Linked DNA regions of Homo sapiens: region 2 is linked to region 1. The links are chromatin contacts, found by Hi-C or POLR2A ChIA-PET in ENCODE. All regions are on one chromosome and are shown on one strand. The core of a region is the stretch at or near the end of the contact, and the rest is flanking DNA. Distances in the headings are between cores, read along the strand shown.

Region 1 (5,083 bases), core at 1,262-3,761:
CTTAGCGGGTGTACCATGACAGGACCCTTGGGGTGGTTCCCCAGATGCAGCAGACCCTGAGGCAAGAAGTGGAGTACAAGTAGTTTCTTTGGGAGGTGGGAGGTGGGAGATGGTCCCTGGAAACACCAACAGGGAGGTGGAACCAAGAAGGGAAGGCAGCCCACGAAGGGTATGAGACCAAGCAAGTTACCACCATGAGGCCCCAGACAGACCGTGTGGAACGCACACCTCACAGCCACCCTCAGGGAGTGAGGAGGCCAGGGAGTCTGTACATCAGCCCTGTCTGTCACTAGTTTAAGGGCAGTGGGGGTGATCCTGGCACTCCCCATCTTCCCTGAAAGTGACAGAGCAGCTCAGAGCAGACAAAGCCATCAGGCAGAGGAGCGCAGGTGCTGGCAGTGGAGCGTCCCTCTGGTGTGCCCTGGAGTGGTTGAGGTGTCGCAATGCAGCCTCAAAAAGAAAGAGGGTGTAGGGCCCCCCCGAGCTTGGGGGGGTGAAAGACAGGGCTTTGCAGCACCGCAGCCACACAGGCCAGGCACTTCAGCAGATGTTCTCCTAATACACACCAGGACGGCCTCGCTGCCTGTTAAAACACCAAAATACTTCTGAGCTGATGGGGAAAATCTCTACATGTGCAGGGCTGAAGGTCAGAGGAGGTGGCTGCGGAACCACAGGCAGTCCCCGGTCAGACGTGGAGGCAGGTTTCACGTGGAGCAGACACAGGGAGCAAACAGCATTGCGTGTATCTGAGGATACAGCATCACGGGCAGGGTCAACAGCTGGGGCAAAGGCCCCAAGGCACATTCAGTCTTTCCAAGACAATCCTATCGAAAACGCCTATCCCTGCTCTGTTTTCCTCACAGCACCTGTCACCATGGACATTATGTGTGTTCATTATCAGTCTATTATCCATCTAGCCCACCTGAATCCAGGCTGCATCTGCGGGGAACCCATACACATTCCCCTGCGGAGGCCAAAGATATGGCCAGCATTCCACCTCCTCCTCCCATGCCCCAACTCTCAGAAGCCCTCCCTACCCTTAGAAACTCTCTCTACTCCTTGCTAGAAGGGCACTGTATCTCCTAAGCAAGCAGTATGTAAGAGTGGATGAGGCTCAAAGGCTAGAACTAGCCACCTGGTTCAAATCCTGCCCCTGCCACCTACTGCTCTGTGACCTAGGCAACTGACTCCATCTCTCTGGGCCTCATCTATAACATGGATGGGGACCATAAAACTACTGACTTCATGGGCTATTGTGAGGCTGATATGAAATACTGCAGGCAGGCCAGGCGCGGTAGCTCACGCCTATAATACCAGCACTTTGGGAGGCTGAGATGGGTGGATCACCTGAGGTCAGGAGTTCGCGACCAGCCTGACCAACATAGTGAAACCCTGTCTCTACAAAAAATACAAAAATTAGCCAGCCATGGTGGCTCACATCTGTAATCCCAGCTACTTGCGAGGCTAAGACAGGAGAATCATTTGAACCTGGGAAGCAGAGGTTACAATGAACTGAAATCGCACCACTGCACTCCAGCCTGGGTAACAGAGCAAGATTCCATCTCAAAAAAAAAAAAAAAAAAAGAAAAGAAAGAAAAAAAGAAATACTACAGGCAAAGCATTTAAATGGGCTCAAATCCCAGCTCTGCTGCTTACAAGCTCTAAGACCTGAAGTAAATTATTTATTCTCTCTGCCTCCATTTCCTCCTCTATAACGGGGGATAAAATGAGTACACAGGATTACAATGAGAATTACAGAAGCTAACACACATAACAAGCACTTGAATGGTCCCTGGTGCATAGCAGGTGCTCAAAAAACATTAGCTATTATTGGCCAGGCTCACACCTGTGAGCTCACACCTGTAATCCTAACACTGTGGGAGGCCGAGGCAGGCTGATTGCTTGAACCCAGGAGTTCGAGCAATCAATCAATACGGCAAAACCTCATCTCTACCAAAAATACAAACAAACAAACAAAATAGCCAGGTGTGGTGGCGCACACCTGTAGTCCCAGCTACTCGAGAGGCTGAGGTGAGAGCATCACTTCAGCCTAGGAGGCAGAGGTTGCAGTGAGCCAAGATCGCACCACTGCACTTCAGCCTGGATGACAAAGCAAGACCCTGCCTCAAAAAAAAAAAAGCATTGGCTATTATGATCTCCCCATCTTGAGTTTCTAGAGTGTCTGCAGGGAGTCCAAGCCCTGGTGCAGGTAGACAGAACCCACTGTGCTTCCTAAGGAAACCTGGATTTGGATCAACCACATCTGTAGGGCTTCTACATGCACCAAGCACACTCACATTTATCCCACACTATTTTTACTTATTTTTATTAGTTTTTTCCATCCTGCAAATAGCTCTATTATTATAGACTGCCTGCTTCCGAGTCTCCTGAGGTGAGATGAGAAGGGGAAGGCTTTATAAACTGCAGAGCCCCCCACATCCTCATCACCACCAGCGCACCCCTCTGCCCTGCCCCATCCTCCTTGCTGACTGCCAACCACGTGACTTCAGCAAGTCACCACACTTCTGAGTCAATTTCCTGGACCAAACAAAAAGGGGGGGAGGAGTAGTTGTTGAGGTTTAAGTGAAATGATGCAGGTGAACACTTTGTAACTACAAACACTTCCTGGAAAAAGTGGCAGAAAGGCTGAGCCAGGAGAGGGAGGCTGGACTAGGAAAGGGGCAGGAAGTTGCTTGTGATGATATTCTAGGGGGACAAGTCCTCTCCGAGTACCAACCATCCCAGCAAGTGTTAACCAGGGCCTGCCGTGCACCAGGCACCGAGCTGGGTGCTGGAGACACAGATATAAGCCATGACCCTGCCACGGAAGGACTTATGCATTCTTACATTCGCCTGTGTAGTCAGCAAATACTTACTGCACACCTATTATGTGCCAGGCACTGCGCTAAGAGCCAATGACACATCAGTGAATGAACAAATCAGACTAACTCCCCACCTTCACAAAGTAGTGGCAGAGACAGACTATACACTGATTTTAAAATAAAATGGCAGGTAGGAATGATTGCTACAAAGAAAACTAAAGCAGGGTAAGAAAACAGAGAAGGATAAGGTGGGAATGCCATTTCAAGGAGCTGTTCAGAGAAAGCCGTTCTGAGAAGATGGCATTTGAGCAGACACAGGGAGCAAACAGCATTGCGTGTATCGGAGGACACAGCATCATGGGCAGGGTCAACAGCCGGGGCAAAGGCCCCGAGGCACATTCAGTCTTTCCAGGACAATCCTATCGAAAACGTCTATCCCTGCTCTGTTTTCCTCACAGCACCTGTCACCATGGACATTATGTGTGTTTATATCAGTCTATTATCCATCTAGCCCACTTGAGTCTCACCTCCAGGAAGGCAAGGATGTTTGTCTGTCTAGGTCACTGTGGTGTCCCAGAGCCTAGGATTGGACCCAGCACACAGCAGACCCTCGAAAAGGATGTGTTTAATTAATTAGTCAATCAATCATCTAGAGTAGACTACTCCCACCCCCACCCAGATTCTAGGCCCTGGTAAAAGGTGCCCAGTTCTCACCCCACCCCGCCCCGTTCCCCACCACATCGGGAGAGGAAGTTGATGCAAAAAACAAGTTGCAACAACCTGTCATGAAGAGGTCTGATGCAACAGTGGGGGAAGGCAGTGGGGGACACTGAGAGGAACCCAATGCTTTTCTTCACGCAGCCCCCATCAAGGGGCTGGGGCCTGGCCTACAAACTTTCCTGAGTTCACCAACAACCCATCCTTCCTTCAACAGATATTTATGCAGAGCCTCCTCTACATGATGGGGCTACCTTATGGGTCTCAAACTGGTAACTCAGAGGCATCATTCCTTTGGCCTGCAGAGGGGTTTGAGAAACTTGGGCCTAAGTTTGAATATCAGGTTTCCCATTAAAATCCAAATTCCAAGCTTCTTTTGAAAAAACTGACACATGGGTCTCAAATGCCCACAAGGCTGCAGGTGCTGTAGAGCAGAGTGATAGCCATCACCTTCACCCAGGACAAGTGCTCCTCAATTTCCCACCACCCAACCCACTGCTGCGCCCTGTGAACACCTGAGTGTGAGACTTCTGTCCTAGACACAGGCAAGGCAAACCTGAACCTGCTACTTCGCCTTTACCCTCACCCAGGGCAGACATCACTAATGGAATGCAGATCTTTTTCCTGCTAAGTCTTCTCCAAGCCGTTCAGAATTTATCTCCCTTCACTGTTGTCAGAAATGGTCTAAAATCCTTCCCATTCACAACCCAGCTTCTCCCTACTCCTTTGGGCTCCTCAGTTGTTGATTTTTTTCCTGAAAAATGGGCTCATCAGAGTGGGATTCTAGCAGAGATTCTCAACTTTGGTACCTTGACAGTTCAGTGGATAGTTCTTTGCTGTGAGGGATGTCCTGAGTATTATAAGACACTCAGCAGCTTCCCTGCCCTCTACCCTCTAGATACAAATAACAACCCTCCTCTCCTCAGTTGTGACAATCAAAAATGTGTCCAGACATTGCCCATGTCCCCTGGAGGCAAAATCATCCTTGGTTAAGAACCATTGCATTATAGCAAAGCTAAGAAAATGGCCTCTAGACAGAGCCAAGTATTTTGGGTTCAAATCCTGGTTCGGTCATTTGCTGGCTGTGTGACCCTAAACAGCCTCTCTGTGTCTCAGCTTCCCTCTCTATGAAATGGGGATATAAAAATGGTACCTGACTGCTAATGGTATGAAGTTTCTTTTTTTTTTTTTTTTTTTGAGACAAAGTCTCGCTCTGTCACCCAGGCTGGAGTGCAGTGGCACCATCTCAGCTCACTGCAACCTCCGCCTTCTGGGTTCAAGCGATTCTTCTGCCTCAACCTCCCAAGTAGCTGGGATTACAGGTGCATGCCTCCACACCTGGCTAATGTTTGTATTTTTAGTAGAGACAGGGTTTCACTATGTTGGCCATGCTGGTCTCAAACTACGGACCTCAGGTGATGCACCTGCCTTGGCCTCCCAAAGTTCTGGGATTACAGGCGTAAGCCATCATGCCCAGCCAATATGAAGTTTCTTTCTGAAGTGATGAAATGGTCCTAAAATTAGATGGTGGTACAACTCTATGA
Region 2 (5,083 bases), core at 1,905-4,404, 1.7 Mb after region 1:
CGCCACCATGGCTGGCTAATTTTTTTGTATTTTTAGTAGAGATGGGGTTTCACCATATTGATCAGGCTGGTGTCGAACTCCTGACCTCAGGCGATCACCCGCCTTAGCCTCCCAAAGTGCTGCGATTACAGGCATGAGTCACCGCACCCGGTCCCCCCCTCATCTAATTTTTTATTTTTATTTTAATTTAATTTATTGTATTTATTTATTTATTTTTTGAGATGGCATCTTTCTCCCGTCGCACAGGCTGGAGTGCAGTGGTTCAATCTCGGCTCACTGCAACCTCCACTTCCCAGGTTCAAGCCATTCTCCTTCCTCAGCCTCCCAATTAGCTGGGATTACAGGTGTGCACCACCACACCCATCTATTTTCTGTGTTTTTAGTAGAGACAGGCTTTCACCATGTTGGCCAGGCTGGTCTTGAACTCCTGACCTTAGGTGATCCACCTGCCTCAGCCTCCCAAAGTGCTAGGATTACAGGTGTGAGCCACCAGGCCTGGCCTATTTTTATTTATTTATTTTTTTTGAGACAGTGTCTCACTCTATCGTCCAGGCTGGAGTGCAGTGACATGATCATGGCTCACTGCAGCCTCAATCTCCCAGGCTCAAGTGATTCTCCCATCTCAGCCTCCTGAGTACCTGGGACTACAGGTGCACGCCACCACAGCCGGCTAATTTTTTTTTTTTTTTTTGAGACAGGATCTTGCTCTGTTGCCCAGGCTGGAGTGCAGTGGTGCAATCTCAGCTCACTGCAGCCTCTGCCTCCCAGGTTGAAGTGATTCTTGTGCCTCAGCCTGCCGAGTAGCTGGGATTACAGGCATGCACCACCACACCCTGCTAATTTTTGTATTTTTAGTAGAGTTGAGGTTTCACCATGCTTGTCAGGCTGGTCTCGAATTCCTGACCTCAAGTGATGCACCCACCACGGCCTCCCAAAGTGGTGGGATTACAGGCGTGAGCCACCACAGCCAGTCAGTTTTCTCGTTTATAAAATGGGAATAATAGCACCTGTATTGAAGGGTTGTTGTGGAGATTGAATGGGAATGTGTACTTAGAATTCCAGGCATAGTGCCTGCCACAAGCACTCAAGGAATGAGCTGGAGTTCAGCTGATAATACCAGGCAGTGTCTCTGGGCAACACGGAATGAAGACAATTCTCTCTTCCAGGTTTTCAAACCTCCTGGAATTCACAACGTCCACATGACATGCCAGGCCCAGAGGGGGATGGTTTAAACTGGAGCCTGCAGGAAGGCAACCTGACCAACCTGCTCATGGGTGCTTTAAGGATCATAGGTACGAGAATCAGCTGGAGTTGTTGGTGAAAATGCAGATTCCGGGTCTCATCCCTAGACCAAAGATATCTGAATCATTTGGCGATGGGTCCAGGAACCTGCATTATTCAACACACTTCCCAGGTGACCGTAAATGTCAAAAGACAAAATTACAACAAACTTAAACATCTTAATTGGCTTCATTCATGATTCTAGAATCGGGCAAGACTTCATTCCTCAAAATAGCACAAGTGTCCCAATGAGCTGAGCAGAGGAGGTTGGTTTTATAGACAGAAAAGGGCTGAAAAAAGCAGAAACAAAGAACAAAAAGCAGATTGGTCATTTCAAAGTTACTTTCCTTGTAAGGCAGGAACAGGGAAACAGAACAAGAGAGAAATAACTGATTGGTCGCATCGGGTTACTTCAGGTTACTTTTTGTTGTAAGGATTAAAGCAAAGGGAACTTCATTATGTTGATTAAAACGGTCTGCTTGGGAAATCAGGGTGTGTATCTCTCTTCTGATTTTGTGAAAGGTTATCAGTCTGATGATGTAGAACTTTAGCATGAGTGACTCCATTTTGATTTTTAGTCTAGTCTGTTGAGACCCTAATGCCAGAACTTTTTTTGTTTGTTTGTTTCGCTCTTGTTGCCCAGGCTGGAGTGCAGTGGAGCTATCTTGGCTCACTGCAACCTCTGCCTCCAGGGTTCAAGCGATTCTCCTGCCTCAGCCTCCCAAGTAGCTGGGATTACAGGCATGCGCCACCACGCCCGGCTAATTTTTTTTTTTTTTTTTTTTTTTAGCAGAAACCGAGTTTCACCATGTTGGTCAGGCTGGTCTCGGACTCTTGACCTCAGGTGATCCACCTGCGTCGGTCTCCCAAAGTGCTGGGATTACAGGTGTGAGCCACCACACCCAGCCCTTTTTTTTCAAGACAGGGTCTCTCTCTGCCACCCAAGGTGGAGTGCAGTGGCGCCAAAACAGCTCACTGCAGCTTCCACCTCCTGGGCTCAGGTGATCTTCCTGCCTCAGCCTCCCCAGCAGCTGGGCCCCACCACACCGGCTAATTTTTTAACTTTTAGTAGTGACGAGGTCTGATTCTGTTACCCAGGCTGGTCTGGAACTCCTGGCCTCAAGACATCCGCCTGCCTCTGCCTCCCAAAGTGCTGGGATTACAGATGTAAGCCACCGCGCCTGGGCTCCTATGATTTTTATTTAACATAATGCACCATGGAATTTGTGCTCTGCTTAGTTCAGTCTGAGCAGGAGTTCCTTGATACTTCGGGAAACACTGAAAATCATTCCATCCCCATCCATTCATTCCTGCAGCACCCAAGTGGAAATTCTGCGTTTCAGACAGGGACACTACCCTTAGAGAGCAGTGGGCTTCCCCAGCAGCGTAGTGAAACATGATACTCCTGAGTTTCATGAAAAAAGGGCAGACATCTGGCCAGAGCTGGGAGGCAGGAAATAGAGCACGGTGCCCTCCTCCCATACTCCAGCTTGGATTACTGAGGCTGGGGCCCAGGCCCTGCAGGAAAGGAGGTGCATGACTACTTTAAGGCCACTCACTCTGTGACTCAACGGGCCGGGTCGGGGCTGGAACTCAATGCCCTCCCGGGCCTGGAGAGCCCACGCGCCGTGGGCGGGGCTCCCGGGGTCGCCTAGGCAACAGGCGCGCGCCGCGCCCGAGCCCAGAGCCCCAAAGCGGAGGAGGGAACGCGCGCTATTAGATATCTCGCGGTGCTGGGGCCACTTCCCCTAGCACCGCCCCCGGCTCCTCCCCGCGGAAGTGCTTGTCGAAATTCTCGATCGCTGATTGGTCCTTCTGCTTCAGGGGCGGAGCCCCTGGCAGGCGTGATGCGTAGTTCCGGCTGCCGGTTGACATGAAGAAGCAGCAGCGGCTAGGGCGGCGGTAGCTGCAGGGGTCGGGGATTGCAGCGGGCCTCGGGGCTAAGAGCGCGACGCGGCCTAGAGCGGCAGACGGCGCAGTGGGCCGAGAAGGAGGCGCAGCAGCCGCCCTGGCCCGTCATGGAGATGGAAAAGGAGTTCGAGCAGATCGACAAGTCCGGGAGCTGGGCGGCCATTTACCAGGTGCGGGAGCGCCCCGGAGCGTGGCGGGCCCTTCGCTTAGGCCGCTTGAACATCCCCTCAGACCTCCAGGCCCCAGACTCCCTCTGGGTCTTGCCCTCTGCCTCGCTCCTACTGCTTGAGGATTCGATGGGACAGCGACGCACTGCGTCCCCCCACCCTTTGTCCCCGGGGCGGGCGTGTTTCTCGCCGCAGCGTCGGAGCCCCCTTCGATCCCCCACCTCCCTTCTGTTCTCCAGCTCGGGTGATCTCTCAAGCCGGGGGACCGCCGGTCTGTGCTCTCAACGCGAATCCCTCGCACCCCGACCCCGCCCCCTGCCTGTCCACTCTTTGTCCCCTGGGGTGATTTAGCACCCCCACTATTTCCTTTTCTGGAGTGGACCACCTCAGACTCTCTTCCTTTGTCTCCCTGGGGGAAAAGGTTACTCCCCCCGTCCCTCCTTCACATTTCCTTTCCCCTAGTCTCAGTGTGCGTCGAGTCCCAGAGATGACAGTCCCCTTTCCCCTTTCTGTTCATTCATTTATTGGATAGGAGTTGGCAAGCTTATTCTGTGCTAGGCACCGCTTAGGCATTGGAGGTGGTGTTTGCTAATCAGGACAGGCAAGATCCTAGCCTTAGTGGGGCCTAGAGTCGAATAGGGCAATCAAACACAAAAGCAAATAATTTCAGATAGTGACAGGTGCTGTGAAGAGAACGACTTCCTAACGGGGTACAGGGTGACTGCATAGAAGGCCGGCTGTCTTAGAGAAGGGGATCAGGGAAGGCCTGTCAAAGGAGGAGACATTTGCTTTGTGAGCTGAACCAAGAGGAGCAGAAAGCCGTGAGAATATGGGGCTAAAGAACCTTCTAGCCAGGAGGCCTGCGGTACCCACTCCATTGGGGCCATGATATTATTCTTTCAGGCAGGGACTCAGGAAGGTTAACGTTTTAACCCTCTCTAAAATAGCATCTTTCCTCAATGAGCAGCTTAGTCTTTGGTCGTGGCAGAGATGACCTTGTCTTAGGAGTCATCTCCTTGTGTGTTAAAAAGTTAGGAAAGGAGGGTTTCTCATATATCTATAAAACAAGTAGTTAAAAACACAAAGAGCTCTTCCTTTCACAAGCAGCTGAATAAGATACATACTCCCAATTAAATGTCATTGCGGGGGTTGTTAAGATTAACTAAAACCACACTTGCACAGTATCTTAAATAAGCGATATACAGAATAGAGAGATTTTGTTACTTGTGTAAAGGGAGACAGCAGATGATTCTGTTTTCAGCTTATAGGCTCAAAAGGCAAATTGTGAGATCCATCAGCTGTAGTATTAAAATCTATTTTGAGCTCCGCTTAGAAAGGAAAAAAGGTTTAAGCAGTTCTTTGGTATGCTTGACTAACAAAAGCCTTTTTTTTTGGCAGCCTTGATTTTCATGTGGATTTACATCAAGCTTATTTGACAGGATTCTTTTTATTTGGACTGTAGTGTGTATATTAGTTTCTGCTAGACTAATATTTCTAACCACTGTAATCTATATACTAATAAGTATGATTGATCAGTATATAAAATTTGTATGCCATATCTGGTCTCTGAATTAGCTGAATGAATTCCATAAGGGACTTTGAGACTGTGTAGACAAATTTTCTGCATCAGTTTAATGCAGTAGAGTCTAAAATGTCTTTAAATGAAAATTGTTGGTCTGAAGTGTTGGAGTTGATTATGATACACCCCATCACAGTGGAAGCAT

What was found. A loop is a pair of places that touch in the nucleus more often than their neighbours do. ChIA-PET counts read pairs that join two places held with the same protein, here RNA polymerase II (POLR2A). Pooled maps may share reads with other maps.
Region 2: a map of CD4-positive, alpha-beta T cell shows a loop between it and region 1 (12-fold over the local background). The contact joins the promoter of PTPN1 here to the enhancer-like site in region 1. A Hi-C loop is called at or near these places in 1 of 168 maps with a recorded cell type or tissue (CD4-positive, alpha-beta T cell) and 2 of 50 pooled maps. POLR2A ChIA-PET finds 5 or more read pairs at or near these places in 1 of 52 experiments (T-cell).

The regions. Positions count from the first base shown.
Region 1 is chr20:48,757,985-48,763,067 of GRCh38, forward strand. The region is part of intron 1 of PREX1 (phosphatidylinositol-3,4,5-trisphosphate dependent Rac exchange factor 1); the gene reads right to left. Among named protein-coding and RNA genes, the nearest start is that of PREX1, 67 kb to the right of the region's middle. RefSeq lists enhancers at 42-1,036, 550-629, 3,417-3,466, 4,913-5,083 and a silencer at 2,837-2,886. Within about 2 kb of position 2,512, at least 16 of the 41 ENCODE cell types and tissues checked have a DNase peak (open chromatin) inside an H3K27ac peak, as active enhancers do; they include CD4-positive, alpha-beta T cell, where a contact is called at or near this core.
Region 2 is chr20:50,507,229-50,512,311 of GRCh38, forward strand. PTPN1 (protein tyrosine phosphatase non-receptor type 1) reads left to right here and starts at 3,155. Exons shown (of 10, transcript NM_002827.4): 1 at 3,155-3,362. The coding sequence starts at 3,300. RefSeq lists enhancers at 2,329-2,916, 3,129-3,228 and a silencer at 2,789-3,018.